2 separate regions of the Homo sapiens genome follow, and region 2 is linked to region 1. A link is a loop called in an ENCODE intact Hi-C map of the cell type or tissue named here. Cell type or tissue: natural killer cell. All regions are shown on one strand. Each heading gives the region's core, and the rest is flanking DNA. Links, peaks and the distances in the headings are about the cores only.

Evidence for each region. A loop is a pair of places that touch in the nucleus more often than their neighbours do. Peaks named below come from ENCODE experiments on the same cell type or tissue, not always from the same donor. Only the 100,000 strongest peaks of a DNase experiment are listed, where the experiment ranks them.
Region 2: it touches region 1 in a loop (5-fold over the local background); 39 of 110 quality-filtered maps call a loop at or near these places.

What each region holds. Positions count from the first base shown.
Region 1 is chr9:137,031,366-137,042,610 of GRCh38, forward strand. FUT7 (fucosyltransferase 7) reads right to left here and starts at 723. Exons shown (of 2, transcript NM_004479.4): 1 at 614-723; 2 at 1-360. The coding sequence starts at 626. It overlaps LINC02908 (long intergenic non-protein coding RNA 2908), which reads left to right. Exons shown (of 3, transcript NR_171031.1): 2 at 633-1,866; 3 at 3,285-6,590. It overlaps NPDC1 (neural proliferation, differentiation and control 1), which reads right to left. Exons shown (of 9, transcript NM_015392.4): 3 at 9,697-9,822; 4 at 9,449-9,619; 5 at 9,306-9,372; 6 at 9,149-9,233; 7 at 8,992-9,071; 8 at 8,606-8,702; 9 at 8,098-8,499. The coding sequence ends at 8,407. RefSeq lists enhancers at 758-867, 3,273-3,472, 3,325-4,213, 4,214-5,100. In natural killer cell, for the core only: CTCF peaks have their summits at 4,039 (motif pointing left) and 4,240; DNase peaks (open chromatin) are centred at 746, 1,756, 3,546, 4,036 and 1 weaker place; H3K4me3 peaks cover 2,002 bases; H3K27ac peaks cover 2,487 bases.
Region 2 is chr9:136,836,691-136,847,935 of GRCh38, forward strand. It overlaps RABL6 (RAB, member RAS oncogene family like 6), which reads left to right. Exons shown (of 15, transcript NM_024718.5): 9 at 656-972; 10 at 1,172-1,325; 11 at 2,219-2,431; 12 at 2,532-2,796; 13 at 3,004-3,175; 14 at 3,464-3,522; 15 at 3,632-4,497. The coding sequence ends at 3,832. AJM1 (apical junction component 1 homolog) reads left to right here and starts at 5,788. Exons shown (of 3, transcript NM_001080482.5): 1 at 5,788-5,899; 2 at 7,506-7,589; 3 at 7,666-11,245. The coding sequence starts at 7,725. The coding sequence ends at 10,655. RefSeq lists enhancers at 5,151-6,032, 5,478-5,617, 5,607-5,901, 6,033-6,913, 6,914-7,794 and 1 more and silencers at 4,687-4,981, 5,928-6,257, 11,131-11,180. In natural killer cell, for the core only: CTCF peaks have their summits at 5,784, 5,986, 7,247 (motif pointing right) and 7,450; DNase peaks (open chromatin) are centred at 5,761, 7,261, 9,871, 10,461 and 3 weaker places; H3K4me3 peaks cover 1,498 bases; H3K27ac peaks cover 1,906 bases; H3K27me3 peaks cover 293 bases.

The sequences.
Region 1 (11,245 bases), core at 1-8,000:
TAGGAGACTCCATGGAGGCCCACACCCAGGGCTGCCCTCGCGGCCGCTGGGCCAGGGGCAGGTGGGACCGCCGGGTCTGCAGCTCGCGGTGGTGGAAGACCACGGCGTCGGCGCTGGCCAGCAGGCTTCGGTTGGCACTCAGGTGGCAGCGGGCGATGCCGTAGCGGGTGCAGGTGTCGCTGGGCAGCTCTGGGGGCTGGTCAGTGAAGGGCCAGTGCCAGACAAGGATGGTGATCGTGGGCTGGGGTGCCGGGGTACCCCGAGGGGCTGACCCCAGCAGCCACAGGAGCCAGAGGGCAGCGAGCAGAGCCACCCCGGCCAGGACCCCCAAGCCTCGCAGCCTCCGGGTGGGGCCGTGCCCTGCAGCAGCACGAGGGAGGGGAGGCTCTGTCACTTGGGCTCAGGGACATCCACACGCCCCACTCAGCGCCAACCCCGTCCTCCCCTCCCATGGGCTCAGGGACACCCACATGCCCCACTCAGCGCCACCCCCGTCCTCCCCTCCCATGGGCTCAGGGACACCGACATGCCCCACTCAGCGCCACCCCCGTCCTCCCCTCCCAGGTTGCCTAGCTGTCCCCAGCTTGGGCCTCCCCGAGGGCCAGACACTCACCAGCATTATTCATCCACAGTCTCCCAGGATCAGTCAGCCAAGAGACCCGAGATTCTCAAATCACGGCAGCCGCCAGAGGTGCCCCTGAAATCACAGCTACGCCCTAGCTCAGCCCCGCCTGGAACTGTGCTCCTTTTATCTCTGCCCAAGGTGAGGGAACTCAGGGGACCTTCCTGCTCCTGCCCCGCCCCTGCCCCCACAACCTTTGGCATCAACCACTGTCCCCACCCCCATCTCGGGGACTTGCTAGTCCTGGGGCTGCTGGGAGGGGTACAGCCACAAGAGGGATGCCAAGCCAGGGCAATATGACGCCCCCACAGCCCACCCCACTGGTCTCCAGAGAGGCCCAGAGATGTCCAGCTGGGCAGGCAGAGGACAGAGAGGCTCGGGCAGGCTTGGCCCAGGGCAGAGAAGGCCCAGGTGCAGGCACCCTGAGCACAGATGGCCCCCCAGCCCCCACCCAGCTACCCAGGCCTGGGCGCTGCAGACAGCGAGTGCACTTCCCCAGAGGGCCAGGTGGCTCCTCCCACGGCAGTATCACCCACTTCCCCCAGCTCACCACCAGCTGGGCCCTGGTCTCCCAGGAGAATCTTACACATTGAAGATGTACTGTGCTCAGCTCTTTGCCGGAAGCTAAAGCTCCCAATTGGGCCATCCCACCCCACTCTGCCACCTCTGCCATCTAGGAACCCAGATGCCCGGAGAGGAGGTCTGTCCTGGGGCCCTTAGTGTCTTCCCACAGGAGCCCAGCGCGTGCCTGCAAGGGCCTGGTCCCGGAATGAACTGTGGATGGAGGCTGCTTTGTCCTTTTCCCCGTCCAGATCCATGCCCATAGACACCGCTGACTATAGGCTGGGCCCAGGGTCCCTTCCTCCAGCCTGCAGCAGAGGGGCTTTCCAGGCTGGAAAGGGAAGGAGTCCTTTTGTCCCTGACGCAAGCGGGTTGGGGGCCAGCACCCGCTCCAGGAAGAGGAAGGGATCCAGCCTGAAGTCCAGACTCCCCGCTCCCTCTAAGCCAGGGCCTGGAGCCTGGAGGCCAGGTTCCTTCTTCTACACCAGCCCACGTTGGGTGCCAGCCAGGCTGGGATGGCCCTGCGGGGTCACCCTGAGCCCCAGCCAACCAACACCCCACTCTCAGCCACAGTGGGAGGCCCCATCAGCCTCTTCACCCAACCACGTTGCCACTCTGCTGCACGGGACCTTGTGTGGTCCCAGGCGTGGCCAGACCCAGACGTCCTGGAGATCTCAATGCAGGTCAGGCTTGGTTTGTTTGTTTGTTTGTTTGTTTGTTTTTTGAGAGGGAGTCTTGCACTATCGCCCAGGCTGTAATCCCAGCATTTTGGGAGGCCAAGGCTTGTGGATCACCTGAAGTCAGGATCAAGTGGTGCGATCTTGGCTCACTGCAACCTCCACCTTCCGGGTTCAAGTGATTCTCCTGTCTCAGCCTCCCAAGTAGCTGGGATTATGGGTGCCTGCCACCACGCCCAGCTAATTTTTGTATTTTTAGTAGAGATGGGGTTTTCCCATGTTGGCCAGGCTGGTCTCAAACTCCTGACTTCAGGTGATCCACAAGTTTCAGCCTCCCAAAGTGTTGGGATTACAGGCATGAGCCACCGCGCCCAGCCAAGTTTGCTTTTTTGTGTGTGGGTTTTTGTTTTTTGTTTTTTGAGACAGGGTCTTGCTCTGTTGCCCAGGCTGGAGTGCAGTGGCGCAGTCACGGTTTGCTGCAGCCTCAACCTCCTGGGCTCAAGCAATGCTCCCACCTCAGCCTCCCAAGGAGCTGGGTCTATGGGTGTGCACTACCATGCCTGGTTAATTTTTTAAAATTTTTTGTAGAGGCAGAGTCTTGTTATGTTGTCCAGGCTAGTTTCAAACTCCTGGCTCAAGCAGTCCTCCCACCTCGGCCTCCCAAAATGCTGGGATGCTGGGAATGAGGACGCGTCTGTCCTGTCAGGTCTTTTGGGGGCTCAGATCGTGTGTCCTGGGAGGAATGGCAACCATGAACTGTTGTCCAGACCTTTGCCCCAGCACCCTCAGAGGGGGCCTGCCTCCCACCACCCCTGTCCCTGTCCTGTTCTACTTTTGGGCCCCAGGGGCTGCTGGCCTCTCCCCGGCCCCACAGTGAGGACAAGGCTGCCTTGGGAGGGGAACCAGGCAGCTGGAGACTGAAGTGGGAGGATCCCACTGTGGGGACAGAGGCAAGACTGGGACAGGGTGGTAGTCAGAGGCCCCCACCCCTGTGGCGCAGTGTAGCCTCTGAGCTGAGCTTTGCTGCGGAACTTGTGCAACGGCTGGAGGGAGGGGGGCTGGAGGGAGGGGGACTTGGAGGGAGGGGGCTTGGGAGGGGGGCTGGAGAGAGGGGGGTTTGGAGGGAGGGGGCTGGAGGGAGGGGAGCTTGGAGGGGAGCTTGGAGGGAGGGGGGTTTGGAGGGAGGGGTGCCTGTGGGCGCCACGGGAAACTGTCAGTGCCTGAGCTGCTTGGCTTAGGGGCTGGCACCAGAGTGGGCAGCTGCCTCCAGCCCCGCCTTTCCAGCCTCCCATGTTTTCGGTGATGACCACAGTGGCACCTGGGCCTTTAATCCCACCCCAGCGTTCCTCCTCTGGCAGGGGGCCCCCGGGGAGCCACACCTTGGCTTCAGCCTCACACCACCCCATCTCTTCTCCTTGAAACAGACACCCGGCGGCAGTTCCTGCAGGAAGGAGGCTGTCCTGCCACGCCTGCGGGTGACCCGGCCTCTGGTGCCAGAGCCTGCCATCCTTCCTGTTTGTGCTGCCAGGCTGGCAGGGTCCCTTGCCACCGACCTCAGCCGCAGCCACAGCCTGCTCCCTCCCTGGGTGGATTTGAAGGAGCCTCCCCCACCCTCCGCCCCTAGCTTGCTCCTTGAGGACCCTGGGCAGGGTGGCTGCCATGGGGCCCAATCGTGCGTGGGAACCTGCGAGCTGGCAAACGGGGCTCGGGGGTTTTGCCCAGAAATGGGTCAGAACGAAAGCCTCTCAGAGGAAAGAAAAGGGCATGAGTCAAAGAGAAAGTCGGGGGGCAGGGGCTCCCCCTCATCTCACCCCACCCAGGCCTCCTGACTCCCTGGGTTTGTGCGGACCCAGGCAGGCAGCCAACCCCAGCTCCGTGGTGTGTGAGCATCGTGATGATCAGGACACAAGCTCTTCCCCGCTGAGCCTTCACTGTGGGCCAGCTTCCCGGTGGATGCCCACTGAAGAGGCCTCAACCCAGTGGGCCCCACTCCAGACCAAGAGCAGACCATTGGCCAGCTGCCCCCTGCAGACAGCGGCACCCGGGGCAGCAGCAAGGTGAGGGGCACCCAGCCCCAGCCCCAGGGGCGTCTCAGGGAGCGGGCTGAGCCTGGCTGTCTTCCTGAGCCCCACCTGCTTCATGGGTTGGCTTGAGCAAGGCAGTCCAGATGCGTGTCTCGAGCGCTCCCTGGCGGCATGCTGCAAAGCTACATGGCTCCGGCAACAAGGAAGACTGCCCTTATTCTCAGTAACAGGTGGAGCTGGGGGCTGGAGAGCCCCTCGGACCTCGCCTTGGGAAAGCTGGGTGGGTGCACGGAGCCTGGCAGGTGGCCAAGGGGACCCCCAAGTGGAGGGATTGGTCGAGGGGCAGCACAGGGTGGTGCAGTGGGTGAGCTCAGCCCCTCCCCTCCAACTCTCATCCCATTGAGCCCCAAGGCGTGGGGGGATCACGTCTGTCCTTGTTCTCCTCCAGGTGGAGCTGCTGGGTGGGGCTCTGGTCCTCCAGGGACCCACTCTGCACCCCAAGTTTTGCCGGGACCCGCTCCTCTGTGTTGTGTGGCTGTAGGGGAGGGCTGCAGCCAGGGACTCTGAACCCGGGGCCGGCCCACCCAGCCACCCAGGGTGGGGAACAAGATCGCCTCCCAGGGCCAGAAGCTGGGGATGTCCTTGCTTCCTAGGATGTTGGCTAGGGGATCACACGCCCCACATTCTGGGTCAAGCATGGTCCTGCCCCAGCATCTTGCTGGGTTGGGGGCATCTCTGCACAGATGAGTGCCACCCCAGCGTCTCCGCCAGGGTCTGGGCATGTCACTCTTGGGCATCTGTGCTCAGGAGGTCACCAGGTGTGGGCAGGGCACCAAGCAGGGAGGTAGCCGAGGCTGGAAGATGCACATCAGTGCCCCGCTGGGCTTCCTCAAGTGGGAACTGGTGGAGGGGGCGCTAGGCTGCCGGGCCAGGGTCAGCAGGCTCAGGCCGGCTCAGGGCTCAGAGTTGAGCCAGAAACCAAGGTGAAATCTGCCTCTTACTGCCGCCAGGGCCCTTGGGACAGGGACAGGAACAGCAGAAGGTAAAGTGGAAAGGAATTGAGTAATGGGCCCCCAGGCAAGGCTGAGCCAGGCCCCAAGCCCAGGATTGGGGTCTCCAGAGTCCCTGGGGGCCCCAGGGCAGCTCACCCACAGCCTGGGGCCTATGGGAGCAAGGGGGCTCCTGATGGGTGGGGGCAGGAGCTTGGACAAAGTTGAAGGCCTTCTGTCTGAATTGGCCAGGGGCCAATGAAAGCCAAAAAGCTGGTGTGGTGGCTTATGCCTGTAATCCCACTTTGGGAGGCCAAGGCGGGTGGATCACCTGAGGTCAGGAGTTCGAGACCAGCCTGGTCAACATGGTGAAACCCCATCTCCACTAAAAATAGCTGGGCGTGGTGGCAGGCACCTGTATGTAATCCCAAATACTCGGGAGGCTGAGGCAGGAGAATCACTTGAACCTGGGAGATGGAGGTTGCAGAGAGCCAAGATCATATCACTGCACTCCAGCCTGGCTGACAGAGTGAGAATCTGTCTCAAAAAAAAAAAAAACAATTCCAAAAAGGCGAGTGGGGAGCAGGGTGCTAGGCTGCATGGGGGCCTATGCCCCCACCGGAGGACCTAGCCCCCTGCCAACCCTTCCCCAGCTCAGGCCCACCAGCTCCCTTCTCACACAGCTGCTCTGGGAGGGAGTCCTTCCTTGCCAATACCTAAGAGAATGGGCAGCAGGGACCCTGAGGACAGGTTGGGGACACCCAGAACAAGAAGAAGATGGGACACACTAGGAGGCTCTTGGGCCCCTGCGTCAGGCCAGCAGGATAGGTGTGTATTGTGACCTGAGGGACTGAACGTGGAGCTCCAGGGGAACCTCCCAGCCAGTGACACGCTGGCCTTGGGCCAGACGCTGCCCTGCGCCCTTGAGTGACGCTCGGGCCTCCCTGCACCCACCCGCTTTCCCTGTGGCTAATGGCTTAGAGTGAAGGATGGTGGGCGTGGGCGTGCCACGTGGGCTCAGCGTCCACCCTGCCCCATGCACGCAGGCACCCATCACACCAGGGCCCACACACAGGCTCCCATCACACCCTGCCCCATCACAGCAGTGCCCAGAGGGACATGGGGCTCCCAGCTGAGGGCCAGCCCAAGGTCACAGGTGAGGAGTGAGAGGTGAGAGGCAAGGGGGCTTCCTGGTCTGGGTGGGCTGTGGCCCCCAAAACATGTTGCTTAGGTCAAGCCAGTCTCCCCCAGCAGGGGTGAACAATTTTCCCCCAGCCTGCCTGGCCCACCCTTTCTCCAGGGACGGTGCCCAGTGGGCCTTATCTTCCCCATGCCAGGTGTGATGGTTAATACTGTCAATTTAATTGGATTGAAGGATACAAAGTATTGATGCTGGGTGTGTCTGAGAGGGTGTTGCCAAAAGAGATTAACACTAGAGTCAGTGGGCTGCGGAAGGCAGACCCACCCTTCATCTGGTGGGCACCATCTAATCAGCTGCCAGCGAATGTCAACCAGAAAAACGTGAAAAGGAGACGACAGGCCTCGCCTCCCAGCCTACATCTTTCTCCTGTGCTGGACGCTTCCTGCCCTCGAACATCGGACTCCAAGTTCAGCTTTGAGACTCGGGCTGGCTCTCCATGCTCCTCAGCTTGCAGACGGCCTATTGTGGGACCTTGTGATCGTGTGAGTTAATACTTAATAAACTCCCCTTCATATATATATGTATTTCTTTTTTTTTTTTTAACACAGTCTTGCTGTCTCTAGGCTGGAGTGCGGTGGTGCAATCTTGGCTCACTGCAACCTCCGCCTCCTGGGTTCAAGCGATTCTCCTGCCTCAGCCTCCAGATAGCTGGGACTACAGGCACACGCTGCCATGCTTGGCTAATTTCTTGTATTTTAGTAGAGACGGGGGTTTTACTGTGTTGCCCAGGCTGGTCTCGAACTCCTGAGCTCGGGCAATCCGCCCGCCTCAGCTTCCCAAAGTGCTGGGATTACAGGCATGAGCCACTGCACCTGGCCCCCCTCTCTCTCTCTCTCTATATATATATATCTCCTATTAGTTCTGTTTCTCTAAGAGAACCTGACTGGCCGTGTGTGGTGACTCACGCCTGTAATCCCAGCACTTTGGGAGACCGAGGTGGGCAGATCATCTGAGGTCGGGAATTCCAGACCAGCCTGGCCAACATGGAGAAACCTCGTCTCTACTAAAAATACAAAATTAGTCAGGTGTGGTGGCGCACACCTGCAATCCCAGCTACTCGGGAGGCTGAGGCAGGAGAATCGCTTGAACCTGAGAGGCGGAGGTTGCAGTGAGCCGAGATCACGCCATTGCACTCCAACCTGGGCAACAAGAGTGAAACTACGTCTCAAAAATAAATAAATAAATAAATAAATAAATAAATAAATAAATAAAAAGAGATCCCTGATTAATAACACGAACACGCCAGGGCTGTCTAGGTGCCTGGACCTCCAGACTCCTAACAACCACTGAGGGGCTTCTGAACCCAGTCCTCCTACGTCCCCAGCATCAGTGGGACAGAGAGTTTCAGCCCCCGCACGCTGACCTGGTACTGGCCTGATCTGGGCACTTTTGACCACATGATTCCCCTTCCTCCCTCGGGGCCTTCTTGCTCCAAATTTAGGAGTGGCCAAGTCCCAGCTCCAGGCGTCCAGGCCCCTCCCATCACACCCCTCACCTGGCCCCCTGGGTCCACCTGGCTCTGCATAGCTGGTATCACACAGGTACCTCTGCCTGCCATCCCTCCTCCGTGTGCTGCAGGGCCTGGCGGCCGTGGTCCCCATGAGAAACCCAGACTCAATGTCTGCATTGTTTTCCTTCTGCCTGGAGGTGGTGGGCACCCACATCCAGGTGCGTGTGGACTATCACCTGCTCCAGCCCTCTTTATCACACAGGATGGGGTCTTCCGGGCCGCAGAGCCAACCCTGGGCTGGCCCAGCCCTACACTACACCCTTCCCCTCTCCCACCTGCGTAGAAGGGTCTGCAGGGGTGAGGCCTGGCTGAGGAGGGTGGGGATGATCCCGTGGCCTCTCCTCCAGCTCCACGGGATGGGAAGGTCCTCCTAATGAGCGAACAGAAAGGCCTCCTCCCTCTGGGGGTGCAAGAGCAGACCCCAGGCCCCCCACTCAGGGGTCCGTCTACCAGGGCCCCAAATGGGAGATGAGGCGGTGGAAGATTAACCCAAGCTGGCAACACAGGCAGAAGCCGCAGGTCTGAAATGGACTTTAATTGGCTTTTGTCTCTAGAATTACCCACCCGTTCCTGCGCTCTACGGTTCTCCATGCCCCCTCCAGTTTGGGGGTCTAAACCGAACAGGAGAGGTGCAGGGGACCAGGAGGTGTCCTGGCACAAAGGTTCGGGGGTCTCCCTGGCAAGGGGTCCCAGGGCCTGGAGCCCGAGGCCCAGCCAAAAGCACACAGCATCAAAACATGTTTTTAGTGGGAAGCTCCAGGCCCTGCCCCTCCCCGGGGGCCTCGAGGTCGGGGAGCAGGTGGGCGTCTGTCTGCCTCCAGGTCATGGCAGTGCAGGCGGTGAGCTGGGGGCCGGCAGGGGCGCGGACAGTGCGGCGTGGTCGAACAGAGGGTTGCGCACCTCCATTTCCCCGGTCTGCGAATGTGGGTGTCAGGCTGGGCAGTGGGTGGGCTGGGGGGATACTTGCTGGGAGGGAACCCCAGGAGATGGTTCGCCCCTCCCTGCACCCTGAGGCACTCACCGGGGCCAGGCCCGGGCACTCGTACACCGTGAAGTCTCCGTCCTCATTCTCCTCATCCGAGGAGGCCGTGTCCAGCTCCTTGGGTGGCTCTTTATGCCTGGGTGGGGGGGGATCGCTGGGTCCTCCCCATGCCCTCGAGGTGCCAGTGGCCCAGTCTGGAAGTGGGCACTCAGCCCACCTCAGCCCTGGGGTGGCAGGGGAGCACAGCCCAGGGTGAAGTTGGCCAGGGGAGGTGAGGGTGCAGGGCGGCGGGGGAGGTGAAGGTTAGCGTGCAGGTGAGGGTGGCAGGGCCTGGGGTAAAGTTGGCCAGGGGAGGTGGAAATGGAGGTGGAGGTGGGGATGGGGGGTGGGTGGGTGGGGGTGGCAGTGCCGGGGCGGCCACTCACCGCTCCAGGCACAGCATCTGTTGCCGTTGGTGCTGGTAGTGGTACATCTCCGCGCTCTGTGCCAGCCGCTGGTCCCCAGGCTGTGGGAAGGAGGAGGCGAGGGTCAGTTGGCGGCCAGAGTTGGGCGGGAGCCTCAGGGCTGAAGGGGGCCACACACCGAGATCCGGGGAGCTGCAGGTGAGCCAGGGGCCTTCGCAGTGGCGTAGTCGGCCTTCTGAGTCAGGCGGATCTCACGCTGCAGCCTGTGGGGAGTGGGGCCTGAGACCTCTGAGCGTGTGGCACCCTCCCTGCCCTGCCCGCGGCCACTGGCTCACCTGCACCAGCAGAGGGAGGCTACGGAGAGGGCGGCTGCACCGGCCACACAGAACGCCAGGATCAGCACTGCAGGAGGGGGCGTGTGAGGGCGGCCTTCTGCAGGGCGCCCTGCTGCCCCTGCCCACCCCCGACCAAGACCTACCAAGGGCGAGGCCGTCGCCTTGCCCTCCCCGGGGCTCCAGGGGCGACATGTGCACCGGGTCGGATGACACAGGGGAGCCCAGGGAGGTGTGGGGCGTGGGCGTGGGGGTTCCTGGAGTGGAGGGGAGGCCCAGCTCCAGCCCCTGCCCCCGTGCCGAGAAGCCCAGGGTGGCTGCGAGAGAGGACAGGTTAGAATGAGAGCACTGGGCTAGGGACAGGGCCGTGGGGCAGGGGAAGCGGGGGTCTCACCAGGCTCCGGGAGCCGCTGTCGGTCCTTGGGTAGGGGCGGAGTTGAGTGTCCAGACTCCTTCCGGGCAAGCTCCTGGGCCAGGAAGTCAATCTCATCTTCCAGTCTGGGCTGGGGCCGGCCCCCGCCTGGGGAGGGTGAGGGGCCATCAGGTGGAGGGGTCCGTCCAGGAGGTAGCCCCAGGCCCGGCCTCCCCGCTTCTGGCAGGTTCCTCCCAGGAGCCTGAGGACTGGGTACACGCCTGGAGGCCCTCTCCCTCCCAGATTGCCATGGTGACAGCGCGGGCGCTTCCTGTGAGGGGCAGTGCTTCCCGGAAAGTGGAGGCAGGGCAAGGGAGGAGGCGCTAGGGAAACGTCCAAAGACCGGGCACGGGGAGGAAGGAGTGGGGTCTCTCGCCCCAACCCATGTCCATAAAGGGCTGGCCAGCACAGCCCCTTCTGCTTCCCCACCTCCAAGCACCTTCTCGGGTAGAGGGGCAGGGACTCCCCAAGGAGTGGGGGGAAGCCGAAGGAAGCCAAGCACCCGGGACCCCTCCCCAGGTCATTGGGAGAACGGGGGCAGCTGTCAGGGGTGGGGCTGGTGGCAGGGCTCCACCGGTACCCACTGTGGGCTGCACAGTCTGGGTGGACGCTCCCAGGTTGGCAGGAGGTGCATCCACACAGACCCTTACAGCCACTTCTCGGTGCTCCTCTCAACACCTCCTCCAGGAAGCCGCTGCTGCTCCCACCCCCAGCACCTCTGAGCAAAGCCCTCACCACACCTGAAGTCACTCAGTGACTGGCCATCCCGACAGATGCGGCTCAGGCTGGCGAGCGGGGCATCCCCAGCACCCAGCCAGTGCTGGCACCCTTCAACATTTGCCAACAGGCGGACAGGACAGTGAGTGGTGGAAAAGAGCAAGCTGCCTGGGGACGGGGAAGTGGGGGCCTGGAGGGCTTCTGGGCAGACCCTGCAGAGCCCAGGCCCGGGGAGAATGGGCCCTTCCTCTCCCGTGGCCATCCCAGCATTTCACATCGTGCAGCCCTTCTCCTGGGAGGGCCTGACTGCCCCAGGCCTGGGCCCACCTCCATTTGGAAAGGATGGGAGGCTTCGTGGAGAGTGAATGAGGATCTCCCAGGCCTTGGACCCAACACCCCACAAGGTCCAGGGGCCCCAAGACCACCTGGCACAGGCCTGGGCATTGAGGCTGCAGGCTGCTGCTTTTTTTTTTTTGAGGCGGAGTCTCGCTCTGCCGCCCAGGCTGGAGTGCAGTGGCGCGATCTCGGCTCACTGCAAGCTCTGCCTCCCGGGTTCACGCCATTCTCCTGCCTTAGCTTCCCGAGTAGCTGGGACTACAGGCGCCCGCCGCCACGCCCGGCTAATTTTGTTTTTGTATTTTTAGTACAGATGGGGTTTCACCGTGTTAGCCAGGATGGTCTCGATCTCCTGACCTTATGATGTGCCCGCCTCGGCCTCCCAAAGTGCTGGGATTACAGGCGTGAGCCACTGCTCCCGGCCTTCTTTTTTTTTTTTTTTTTTTTTGAGACAGAGTCTCGCACTGTCGCCCAGGCT
Region 2 (11,245 bases), core at 2,759-10,758, 190 kb before region 1:
TCCACCAAGCCCCAGCCCCCTCCTCTTCCCAGAAACCCCCGCTCACGGGAAGGTCCAGTTGCTGCCATCTGGCCACCTCTGCATGGAGCCCCCAACAGCTGTGCCTCAGAACAGATCCGAAGTGACTTTCAGGGGAGCTGGACACATGTACGCTGGTGCCTGCTGTCCCCACCCTTTGGCACTGCTGCTCTTTCTTTTTCTGAGATGGAGTCTCGCTCTGTCGCCCAGGCTGGAGCGCAGTGGTGTGATCTCGGCTCACCGCAAGCTCCGCCTCCCGGGTTCACGCCATTCTCCTGCCTCAGCCTCCCAAGTAGCTGGGGCTACAGGCACCCGCCACCACACCCGGCTAATTTTTTTTGTATTTTTAGTAGAGACGGGGTTTCACTGCGTTAGCCAGGACGGTCTCCACCTCCTGACCTCGTGATCTGCCTGCCTTGGCCTCCTACAGTGCTGGGATTACAGGCATGAGCCACCGTGCCTGGCTGGCACTGCTGCCCTTGGAAGTGGATGGGGATGATGGCCTCTGTGGGGCGGGTGGCCCAGAACACAGTGGCTCTTCCCAGCCCCAGCAGCAGCAGCAGAGAGCCCCCTGTCACCTGAGGGCCTCAGGGAGAGGCAGGGGAGCCAGGCTTCTCACCCGCCTTCTGCCTTTCAGCTTCCTGGAGATGATGGAGGCTCGCAGCCGTGGCCATGCGTCCCCACTGGCGGCCAACGGGCAGAGCCCATCCCCGGGCTCCCAGTCACCAGTGGTGCCTGCAGGCGCTGTGTCCACGGGGAGCTCCAGCCCCGGCACACCCCAGCCCGCCCCACAGCTGCCCCTCAATGCCGCCCCACCATCCTCTGTGCCCCCTGTACCACCCTCAGAGGCCCTGCCCCCACCTGCGTGCCCCTCAGCCCCCGCCCCACGGCGCAGCATCATCTCTAGGCTGTTTGGGACGTCACCTGCCACCGAGGCAGCCCCTCCACCTCCAGGTAGGCCCTGGAGCTGCCCCTCCCAAACTGGTCCCAGACCCCCAGGCCCTCACAGGTGGGGTCCTGGATTTCGGAGCGCTCCACGCTTCTTCCTGCTTGTCCCAGTCCCGTGGGCACATCCCGGGTGGGCCTGGCTTGGGGTTGGGTGCAGTGAGGGTTCTGGTGCCGAGTGAAGAGGACCCGGCATCACTGTTCACAGAGCCAGTCCCGGCCGCAGAGGGCCCAGCAACGGTCCAGAGTGTGGAGGACTTTGTTCCTGACGACCGCCTGGACCGCAGCTTCCTGGAAGACACAACCCCCGCCAGGGACGAGAAGAAGGTGGGGGCCAAGGCTGCCCAGCAGGACAGCGACAGGTGAGGGGTGGGCCTGGGCCTCCTCTCCCATTGCCCCCCAGCCTCCAGGGTGCCCGAGCAGCAGGTGGGGCTGGCTTTCTAGGGGCGCAGAAGGGGCCCCCCGCCGGCTGGTCACTGTTGGCTGAGGACAGAGCAGCTCTGTGGCTGGAGCAGACGAGGGAAGGGCTTGGACGGGGCTTCCAGACATCAGAAAGGCCTGGCCACCTGCTCTGCCCACACCCTGGAGAGGACAGGGGCACCTTGGGGTCTTCTGTGGGCAGATGCCACATGGAAGCCATTGGAGAGGCCACTGCAGGTCATATGGGAGGTTCAGGCCACCAGATGTGGTCTCCACAGGGCCAGGATCCAGGTGCTGCAGAGACAGGGGCGGCTTCCTGCAGGTCCTAGAGCTGGGAGCTAGAGCCGCCTCCCCAGCCATCTGCCAGCCCCTCCCACCACTCTGTCTGCCAAGCTGCCCCAAATTTTGCCTGCAGCAAAGCCCTGCATTTGGTCCCAGGACAGCCCTGGACAAGCTCCACCCACAGTGGCCTCAGCACCTCAGCCTCACCCATTGCTGTGGGGCAGCGGCTTCCTCCAGAAATACACAAAGGACAGAAAGCCCCGTGGCCCTGAGCTGGGCCCGCCTCCTCCACGAGCGCCCACTTGTGCGGCTCCACATCCTTCACCCACTGAGCGGCCGCAGGGCAGCACTGTGTCCAACCTTGTGCCCCCGACCCCTTCCTGCTCAGAAGCCCTGTGACCATGAGGGGGCCTCTCCACAACACAGCACCTGGGGTGGGGTGGCCCCACGGCCAGGGTGTGCTGGGTACCAGGGCGCCTAGAACCAAGGCCCGTGAGCCCGGCCAGCCATCCCTACCCCGTGGCCCTTGACCGCTTTGCCCCCTGCTTTGCAGTGATGGGGAGGCCCTGGGCGGCAACCCGATGGTGGCAGGGTTCCAGGACGATGTGGACCTCGAAGACCAGCCACGTGGGAGTCCCCCGCTGCCTGCAGGCCCCGTCCCCAGTCAAGACATCACTCTTTCGAGTGAGGAGGAAGCAGAAGTGGCAGCTCCCACAAAAGGCCCTGCCCCAGCTCCCCAGCAGTGCTCAGAGCCAGAGACCAAGTGGTAAGGGCAGGTGTCCCCACGGGTGCGGCCTGGAGACCCGGGTGGGGCAGTTCAGGACGCCTCCAGAGGACCCTGACTGACCCTCTGCTTGTCCACAAAGGTCCTCCATACCAGCTTCGAAGCCACGGAGGGGGACAGCTCCCACGAGGACCGCAGCACCCCCCTGGCCAGGCGGTGTCTCTGTTCGCACAGGTCCGGAGAAGCGCAGCAGCACCAGGCCCCCTGCTGAGATGGAGCCGGGGAAGGGTGAGCAGGCCTCCTCGTCGGAGAGTGACCCCGAGGGACCCATTGCTGCACAAATGCTGTCCTTCGTCATGGATGACCCCGACTTTGAGAGCGAGGGATCAGACACACAGCGCAGGGCGGTAAGACGAGTCCTCCCGGGGCAGAGGTCAGCCAGGTGGCCAGGGTCCCTCCCACAGGCCTGATCTGGGTGGGTGCAGTGGGAGGAGGCTTCTGGAAGAGGCATCTCATGTCCCCACACTTGGGCCTTGCCGGCCTGGTTTGAGATCCCACAACCCCTGGGGGTGTGGGAGGGATGATGGCCTGACCAGTTGCTCTCCCTGCTCCAGGATGACTTTCCCGTGCGAGATGACCCCTCCGATGTGACTGACGAGGATGAGGGCCCTGCCGAGCCGCCCCCACCCCCCAAGCTCCCTCTCCCCGCCTTCAGACTGAAGAATGACTCGGACCTCTTCGGGCTGGGGCTGGAGGAGGCCGGACCCAAGGAGAGCAGTGAGGAAGGTGGGTGGGGGCACCAGAGTGCGGTCAGCCTGCTGGAGTTTGGGTAGAACGTGGGCCTCCTCCCAGCTGCTGGCCGCTGGCCGGGGTCCTCTCCTGAGTCCAGGATGCTGTGCCATGCTCCTGGCAGCCCCCTGCAGGAGCTGATGTTTGCAGTGTGGTCCTGTCCATCAGCAGGGCCTCCTGGAGGGCTGGGGCTCGCTGCTTTGTGAGTTTCTAGAGAAGTCCTGTCACCCAGCTTGGGGTCCCCGTTGGCCTGAGTTTGAGCCACTGTCTGTCCTGTCTGTGCAGGTAAGGAGGGCAAAACCCCCTCTAAGGAGAAGAAGAAGAAGAAGAAAAAAGGCAAAGAGGTACTGGCTACTCCCCTTCCTGGCAGGCCAGGACTGGGTGGCATGCGGTCCTGGGACCAGGGCTGTGGCTTCCTGTGACTCCATGGCGCCCCATCCTTGTGCTCCTCAGGAAGAAGAAAAAGCTGCCAAGAAGAAGAGCAAACACAAGAAGAGCAAGGACAAGGAGGAGGGCAAGGAGGAGCGGCGACGGCGGCAGCAGCGGCCCCCGCGCAGCAGGGAGAGGACGGCTGCCGATGAGCTGGAGGCTTTCCTGGGGGGCGGGGCCCCGGGCGGCCGCCACCCTGGGGGTGGCGACTACGAGGAGCTCTAGGCCGGCGTGGGCAGTGGCCGCCCTGGGGCGGGGGGCGTGCCTGTCACTGCCTGGGGAGGCATTTGCCTCTGTACCATCGCCTTTGCCGCTGCCCCGTGGCTGCCGTGTGCGCTTCTGAGCTGGAAGAGGCCGGGCATTGGTGGTCCCCAGGCTGGGCCCTGCAGGTGCTGGGCCTTCAGGCCCAGTGTGAGCCTGCTCTGCAAGAAGGGAGGGGACAGCTGGCTTCAGCCAGGCTCGGTGGACACCCTGGCCCTCTCGGGGCAGAGCCGCCAGTGTTTCTCAGGGATGTGACTGAGGCCCAGGAGGGACCTGTGAGGGTCTGTTTACAGAGGCTGGGCAGGGGCCGCTTGGCTGTGGGGTGTGCGCTGCCCCGGCACCTGCTTGCCCTCCGCGCTCATCTGGGGCCGCAGCATGCCTATGGTTCCGCTTCCGGCCGGGAGCCCTGAACACGGGTGTGCAGACTCACCCTAAAGGGCGGCCCAGGCCCCACGCTAGAAGGCTGGCGAGACCGAAGGCAGCATGTGAGGCCTCTCCTGGGAGTGGGGGTTGTGTTTCCCACAGTGGCCTCAGCTGCGCCCCCGCTCAGGTGAGCCCGAAGGCAGGAGCCGGGAGGCACTCCTCCCAAACACTCCACTCAGACCATAAAGCACTCCTGTTTCACTCTGCGTGTGTCTGTTCTTCTGCCTGTACCTCTGCTCCCGCTGCCCCGGGCCCAGGCTGCCGTGGGTTGGCAGGAGGCTGCCCAGCAGTGGTGTGAGGACGTCCCACCAAGTCTGGCCACACCCTGGGTACATTCCAGCCCACCTGTGCCAGGGCTCAGCAGCTGCACGCAGCACGCTTGGCGACCTCAGCCCCAGGAGGTGGAAGTCCACTCTGCAAGGCTCCCAGGCAGCCGCCTGCAGCCCTGCCCCCCGCCTTCAGGCTCCTGCCCCCTCCAGCTGTCAGCAGCGCCCAGCCTCCACCCCCACAGCTACTGTTGCCATGAGAACCCTGCAGGGCAGGCAGGAAGAGTGTGCCAGTGAAGGGGAGGAGGTGGCCAAGCTGGAGGCTCCTCTGCCTGGGAGCCTTGTGGCCCCAGGGTGTTGGGCAGTCACTGCAGTCCCTGAGCAGGTGCTGTGGCCCACAGCAAGCTTAGCCTGGCCCCTTAGCCCACAGCCCATGAGGTCAGGGCCGGGTTCAGGGGTTCGCCTGGTGTGGGGATGGGTCGACAGTACGTGAACTTGACAGGATCACACCATGGACGGCTATGTTGGGGTTTCAGTGGGCCCTGCTTTGAACAGTGCAGAATGGGGTAGGTCCTGCCCTTCAGAGCCAAGGGCATCAGCTCCCCACCCCTCTGCCAAGCTAGAACGTTCCCAGGCCCAATGCCTTGGGGAGGGGCTGGCAGAGTGGGACGAGGACATTACCAGGCAGGTATGGCAGGTCACGTGCAGGCCTTCCCAGGCTGGCAGGGACCGGATGCAGGAGTGGCCTCACCCAGAGAGGATGGCATCCTGGGGACACAAGAGGCTGCAGGGGCCATCTGGCCCCAGGTACCCGCCAAGATTTTGGCATTGGCAGCCTTGAAGCAGATAGGGCCTGGGGAGAGGCCAGTGGGGCACAGAGTAGCCCATCTGCTCCTGCCTCGCCCGACAGGAGATGCGAATTCCAAGATGCCCCTGACCAATCTCTGCAGCCCAGGCCAGGGTTCGGGCCCCTCCTCTCAGGCAAGTGTGTTGGGGTGACACTGGCGGGACTGGCAGGCTGCTCCGGGCCACAAGACTCCTGCTTAGACACTGAGGTCTGTGTCTTGGGGGTGCTGCAGGGACCCTGTGCTCTGCACAGCCCCAAATTGGAGCCAGTGCAGCTCATGATCCCCAGCTCCACGGTGCAGCCCCCACTGGGTGCGGCCCCTTTAAGTACAGCCCCTTCAGCTGCCATCAGGGGCAGCACTGAGCAGCCAGGCCAGGATCCGCGCTGCTGCCTGGAAGCTTCTGCCCGTGCCGGGGACGCAGCAGTGCCGGGGACACAGAGGAGCCGACCTGGGGGTGGCACAGCCCACCGGGGCACAGCCAGAGCAGCACCCAGGTAAGGGGCTAGGGGCCGAGTTGCTGAGTGTGTCACCGTCATGGGCGGGGGAAGCTGCCTTAGGGCAGCCGAAAGGATGGGGAGTCCCCGCCCCCAGGCAACACCGGCTGTATCCCTTGAAGGGCCGCTCCCAGCCAGGGCAAGGCAAGGCAAGGCAGGGCTGGGAGGTGGGGAAGGCCGCCAGCCATCTCCGTGGGCTCCAGAAGGCCTTGGGCCCGGGAGAGGGCCGACCCCACCCCCATCCCCACGGGAGGGGGTGTCACCGACAGCTGCAGCCAGCAAGGCCGACTGTCACCTCCCTGGGGTGGAGCCTCACACCCTGTCATCCGGCCGGATTCCGGCCTGGCCTTGAGCTTAGCATGAAAGAGGGAGCAGGAGGGTAGACAGTCCTGCCACGGGTGGGGTGGAGGGGGGAGATGGGGGGGTGGGCGGGGGAGGCTGGGATGGGCACAAGGCCTGGGACTCGTGGCCCTGACCCAGAAAAACAGCCCTGCCAGCAGGAAGCCCCTGCACACCTGGGACACAGAGGGGGGACCCGGCCAGACCCCGAGAGGCCCATCCACCTGAGGTTCTGCCCTGCAAGGGGCCTGGCCAGGTACCCGCTTTCCCCAGCTCACTCTGGGGTAGACCCCCCAGACCAGGTGTTGGGTGTGCAGAGGCCAGGCCTGTGGCCACTCTCTGACGCACCCCCCAGCTGGCTCTGGGATCACAGAGGGGTTGGCAGCCCACATCTGAACCCAGGCCAGCCTGCCGCGTGGGGGCCTAAGAAATGCAGGTTTCCATGGAACCTTCTGAGCGAAATGGGGAGGGCCCTCTCCTGCAAAGCAGTGGGGCTTCCCCCACCCTCCGCCCTGCCCACCCCCAGCGGGCAGCTTCCAGGCCTGGTGCGCAGCTCAGAGGAGGGGCTGCCACGAGCTCGCGGCTCGATGGCTTGGGACTGCCTTGCAAACCCTAGGGGGGTGTCCTGTGCGTTTACACAAAGCTGGGGCCTTGTTTCAACCACCCAAAGATACTTGGGGTCAGAAAAGGTGTCGGCAGAGGAAAGGGAGATTTAGGGCCCGGGTATGCTCTCTGGGGGCATTTTTCTGGCCTGGGGCTCGCGGGAAGTTGAGGGCACCTAGGCGTGGGTCCTTGCAGTGCTGGGGGCGGGGCTCTGTGCTCGGCCCGGCCAGCAGGTGGGGTGGTTGGTGTCACCCACTTGGTGCAGAGCCGGCTAAGGCTGAGGCCCAGGGACTCGCCTTCCACTGTGCGCGATCGGAGGGGTCGCTCTGCAGTGGGCGCTGTGACGGGGGCGCAGTCACTGACGTCTCCTGGGGCAACACCTATAAATAAGGCCCAAATGCGGCCCGTCCTTCCAACTGCGGACACCAGAGGGCGCAGCCCCAGGACCACGCCCCCACTCCCCTACCCCACCCGGAAAGGGGTCCACCCGAGCCGACCCCGCCGTCACTAGTCGGGGGAGGGGAGGCCCTGGAGCTTCACGCGGGAGCTCCCGCCGCGGGAACCACAACCACGGCTAAGCCTTTCTGGCCCGCCCGCCCCATCGCAGGGAGAGGACGGGGGGACGGGCAGGACGGGCGCCTGGACAGCTGGGTTCCTCCCGCAGGTGCTTCTGACCCCGGCATGGAGGAAGCGCCCGCGTTCTCGGCCCAGGCCCGCAGCCAGGGCTGCTCCGCCCGCTGCGCCCCAGGTAAGCCGGGCCAGCGTGGGGGAGTAGCGGGGCCTGGGCTGCGGAGGGGGCCGCCCTGACCCGCGTCTCCCCCCAGGGCAAAAGCCCCGCAAGGCAGTGTGAGCTGGAGCCGCCAGCCTGGGGACCTCTTTTAAGATGACCCGTACGGACCCTCCGGACCTGCTGGTGTCGACCGTGTACCAGGACATCAAGGTGGCGACCCCGGGACCCGCGTCCAAGTGCTCGCCATGTGAGCGATCCGTGGCCCGGCCTGCTGAGCCCGCGCCTTTCAACAAGCGCCACTGCCGCAGCTTCGACTTCCTGGAGGCGCTGGACGGGCCGGCCATGGAGACCCTGCCGGAGCCACCGCCGCCGGAGTCCGCTGTGCCGCGCGCCCGGACCCGCGAAGCCGAGCCACGCCGCCGCGCCCGCTCCAAGAGTGCGCCCCGCGCGCCCCCGGGCCTGACGCCCGCGCCCGCCTCGCCGCCGGTGTTGCCCCGCCGAGGGCGGGAGGCCCAGCGTGCGGCGCGGGCCGAGGCATCGCCGCGCCGGGAGCCCGCGTACCCGGCGCTCCGCGCCCTTGCCAACGAGCTGCATCCCATCAAGTTGCAGCCGCAGCGGGGCGGCCCCGGCCGCGTCGCGCCCCTGTGCGCCGCCGCGGGCCGCTGCGCACCGCCCGAGCCACCCGCGGGTCCCGCCCCCCACGTGCGCTGCCGCCTGGACATCAAGCCAGACGACGCAGTGCTCCAGCACGCCACCCGGGGCTCGCGGTCCTGCGGGCCCACCGAGGCCGCGCACTGGGCCCGCCCCGCCCCGCAGTTCCACGGCCTCACGGTGCCCGGGCCCCGCCACATGGCGCTGTCGCGCACCCCGACGCCCAGCGACTCATACTGTGCGGATCCCCGGGCGTTCTACTGCGACGGGCCCCTGCCTGGGCCCCGGGACTACGCCGAGCGCCGCAGTCTGCCCTTCACCACCCCGCCGGGCCCCACCCAGTTCTTCTATACAGAGGAGCCCCAAGGCTTCCGGGGCAGCTTTGCAGCCAGTCCCGGCCCAACCTTCGACGCCTACTACCCCAGGCCCTATCCGTCCGAGGAGCTCTCGGGGCCCAGTCCAAGGCGCATGGGCGGCTACTACGCAGGAGAGGTGCGCACCTTCCCAATCCAGGAACCGCCCTCCCGCTCCTACTATGGGGAGGCTCCACGAGCCTACGGCCTGCCCTACGGGCCCCGCTATGTCCCCGAGGAGCCCCGGGCCCACTCCACCGCCCGCCCCTTTTACACGGAGGACTTCGGAAGGTACCGCGAGCGTGACGTCCTGGCTCGGACGTACCCGCACCCGCGCAGCAGCCCGGCCTGGGCGGACTGGGGCCCGCGACCGTACCGCACCCTGCAAGTGGTGCCGCCCTCTGACCCCGACCCGTTGCTCGCCTCCTGGCACGGCGGCACCGGCACCAGTCCGCCCCGGCTGGCCACCGACAGCCGCCACTACTCGCGCTCCTGGGACAACATTCTGGCCCCGGGGCCGCGCCGAGAAGACCCGTTGGGCCGCGGCCGCAGCTACGAGAACCTGCTGGGGCGCGAGGTGCGGGAGCCGCGAGGCGTGTCCCCCGAAGGCCGGCGCCCGCCCGTCGTCGTGAACCTGTCCACCTCTCCCAGACGCTACGCCGCACTGTCCCTGTCCGAGACGTCGCTGACGGAGAAGGGCCGCGCGGGCGAGGGCCTGGGCCGCAACTGGTACGTGACGCCCGAGATCACCATCACTGACAATGACCTGCGCGCCACCGAGCGCCCGAGCGCCAGGGCCTGGGAGTTGCCCGGGGGCCGCACGCGGCCACCTCCCCACGCGGCCCCCGACGGCCCCACCTCTGGCCGCCAGCGGAGCCTAGAGCAGCTGGACGAGCTCATCACGGACCTGGTCATCGACTCGCGACCCACCGCCGGCCAGGCCTCAGAGCCCGCGGCCGACTGCCTGGGCCCCCAACTGCGCCGACTGCTGGACTCGCGGCCCGCGGGCTCCGGGGCCCCCGCGCTGGCGCCGCCACGCTCGCCCCCCGCCTCGGCCGGCAGCGCCGAGGAGCCCGCGGCCCCGGGAGAGGCGGCCGACGCGTCCCCCGAACCCAGCGCCGACGAGGACGACCTGATGACCTGCTCCAATGCGCGCTGCCGGCGCACCGAGACCATGTTCAACGCCTGCCTCTACTTCAAGTCCTGCCACAGCTGCTACACCTACTACTGCTCGCGCCTGTGCCGCCGCGAGGACTGGGACGCCCACAAGGCGCGCTGCGTGTACGGCCGCGTGGGCAGCGTGTGCCGCCACGTACTGCAGTTTTGCCGCGACAGCGGCCCGGTGCACCGCGCTTTCTCGCGCATCGCGCGTGTCGGCTTCCTGTCGCGCGGCCGCGGCGTGCTCTTCCTGGGCTTCCCAAGTCCAGGCTCGGCCGACAACTTCCTGCGCTTTGGCCTGGAGGGGCTGCTGCTATCCCCCACCTACCTATCGCTGCGTGAGCTGGCCACACACGCGGCGCCCCTGGGCAGCTACGCGCGCGAGCTGGCGGCCGCTGGGCGCCTCTACGAACCGGCAGAGTGCTTCCTGCTCAGCGTGTCCGTGGCCGTGGGACCCGGCACCGCGCCACCGGGGACACCGGCCCTGCCCGCGCCCGCGCCACGCAGCCACGGGCCAACAGTGCGCAAGTTCGCCAAGGTAGCGCTGGCGGCCGGCAGCCCCGCGCGGCCGCCCCCGGCGCGGAGCCGCGAGCCCGACATGGAGACGCTGATCCTGACGCCACCGCCGGGCACGGCGGGCCTGGATCAGGACGGCGAGGCGGGCCGGCGCGCGCGCGAGGTGGCCTTCATCCACATCCAGCGCGAGCTGCGGCTGCGCGGCGTCTTCCTGCGCCACGAGTTCCCGCGCGTCTACGAGCAGCTTTGCGAGTTCGTCGAGGCCAACAGGCGCTTCACGCCCACCACCATCTACCCCACGGACCGGCGCACCGGCCGCCCCTTCATGTGCATGATCATGGCCGCCTCCGAGCCGCGCGCGCTCGACTGGGTGGCCAGCGCCAACCTGCTGGACGACATCATGTGAGGCGCCGGGCCCACCAGGCCTAGCCCAGGCGCTGGCCCGAACCCTGCCCTGCCCACTCAGGCCCCGCCCGGCCCACCCAGGGCCGCCCCCGAGCCCCGCCAGGGCCCCACCCCGACTTCTTCTAGGCCCCGCCTCTAATTCCCCAGCCTTCCAAGCTCCGCTCAGTTCGGCCTCCAGCTCCGCCCAGGCCCCCACCCCCCGGCCCTTCGTCCCCGTAGTGTTCCTCACAGGCCCTTCGCCTTCCCACCCCCAGCAACCCCTCTCCCTCCTCCGGGCCTCCTCCCTCTCCCAGCTCGCCCTCGAGGATCCCCAGAAGAAGTCGGTCCTCGCCCTCGGTGCTCCCCGCTGGGAGGCGGGGTGGGCCTGAGGACCGCCGAGCTCTGCCTTCACTCGGAGGGGTCACTACTGCACAGACCCCACCCGTAGAGATCCGGTCCCCGTCGGTCCGCGGGGCTCTCGCTGGAGCCTCCCCGACTCCGGTTTCCCCTCGTCCAGAAGCCCGACGTAACCAAAGCCCAGTCTGTCACTTTAAACACGCCCCGCCCCGCCTCCCGCGGCTGTGTTGCCTCCTCGCTGGAGAACACCCTGGT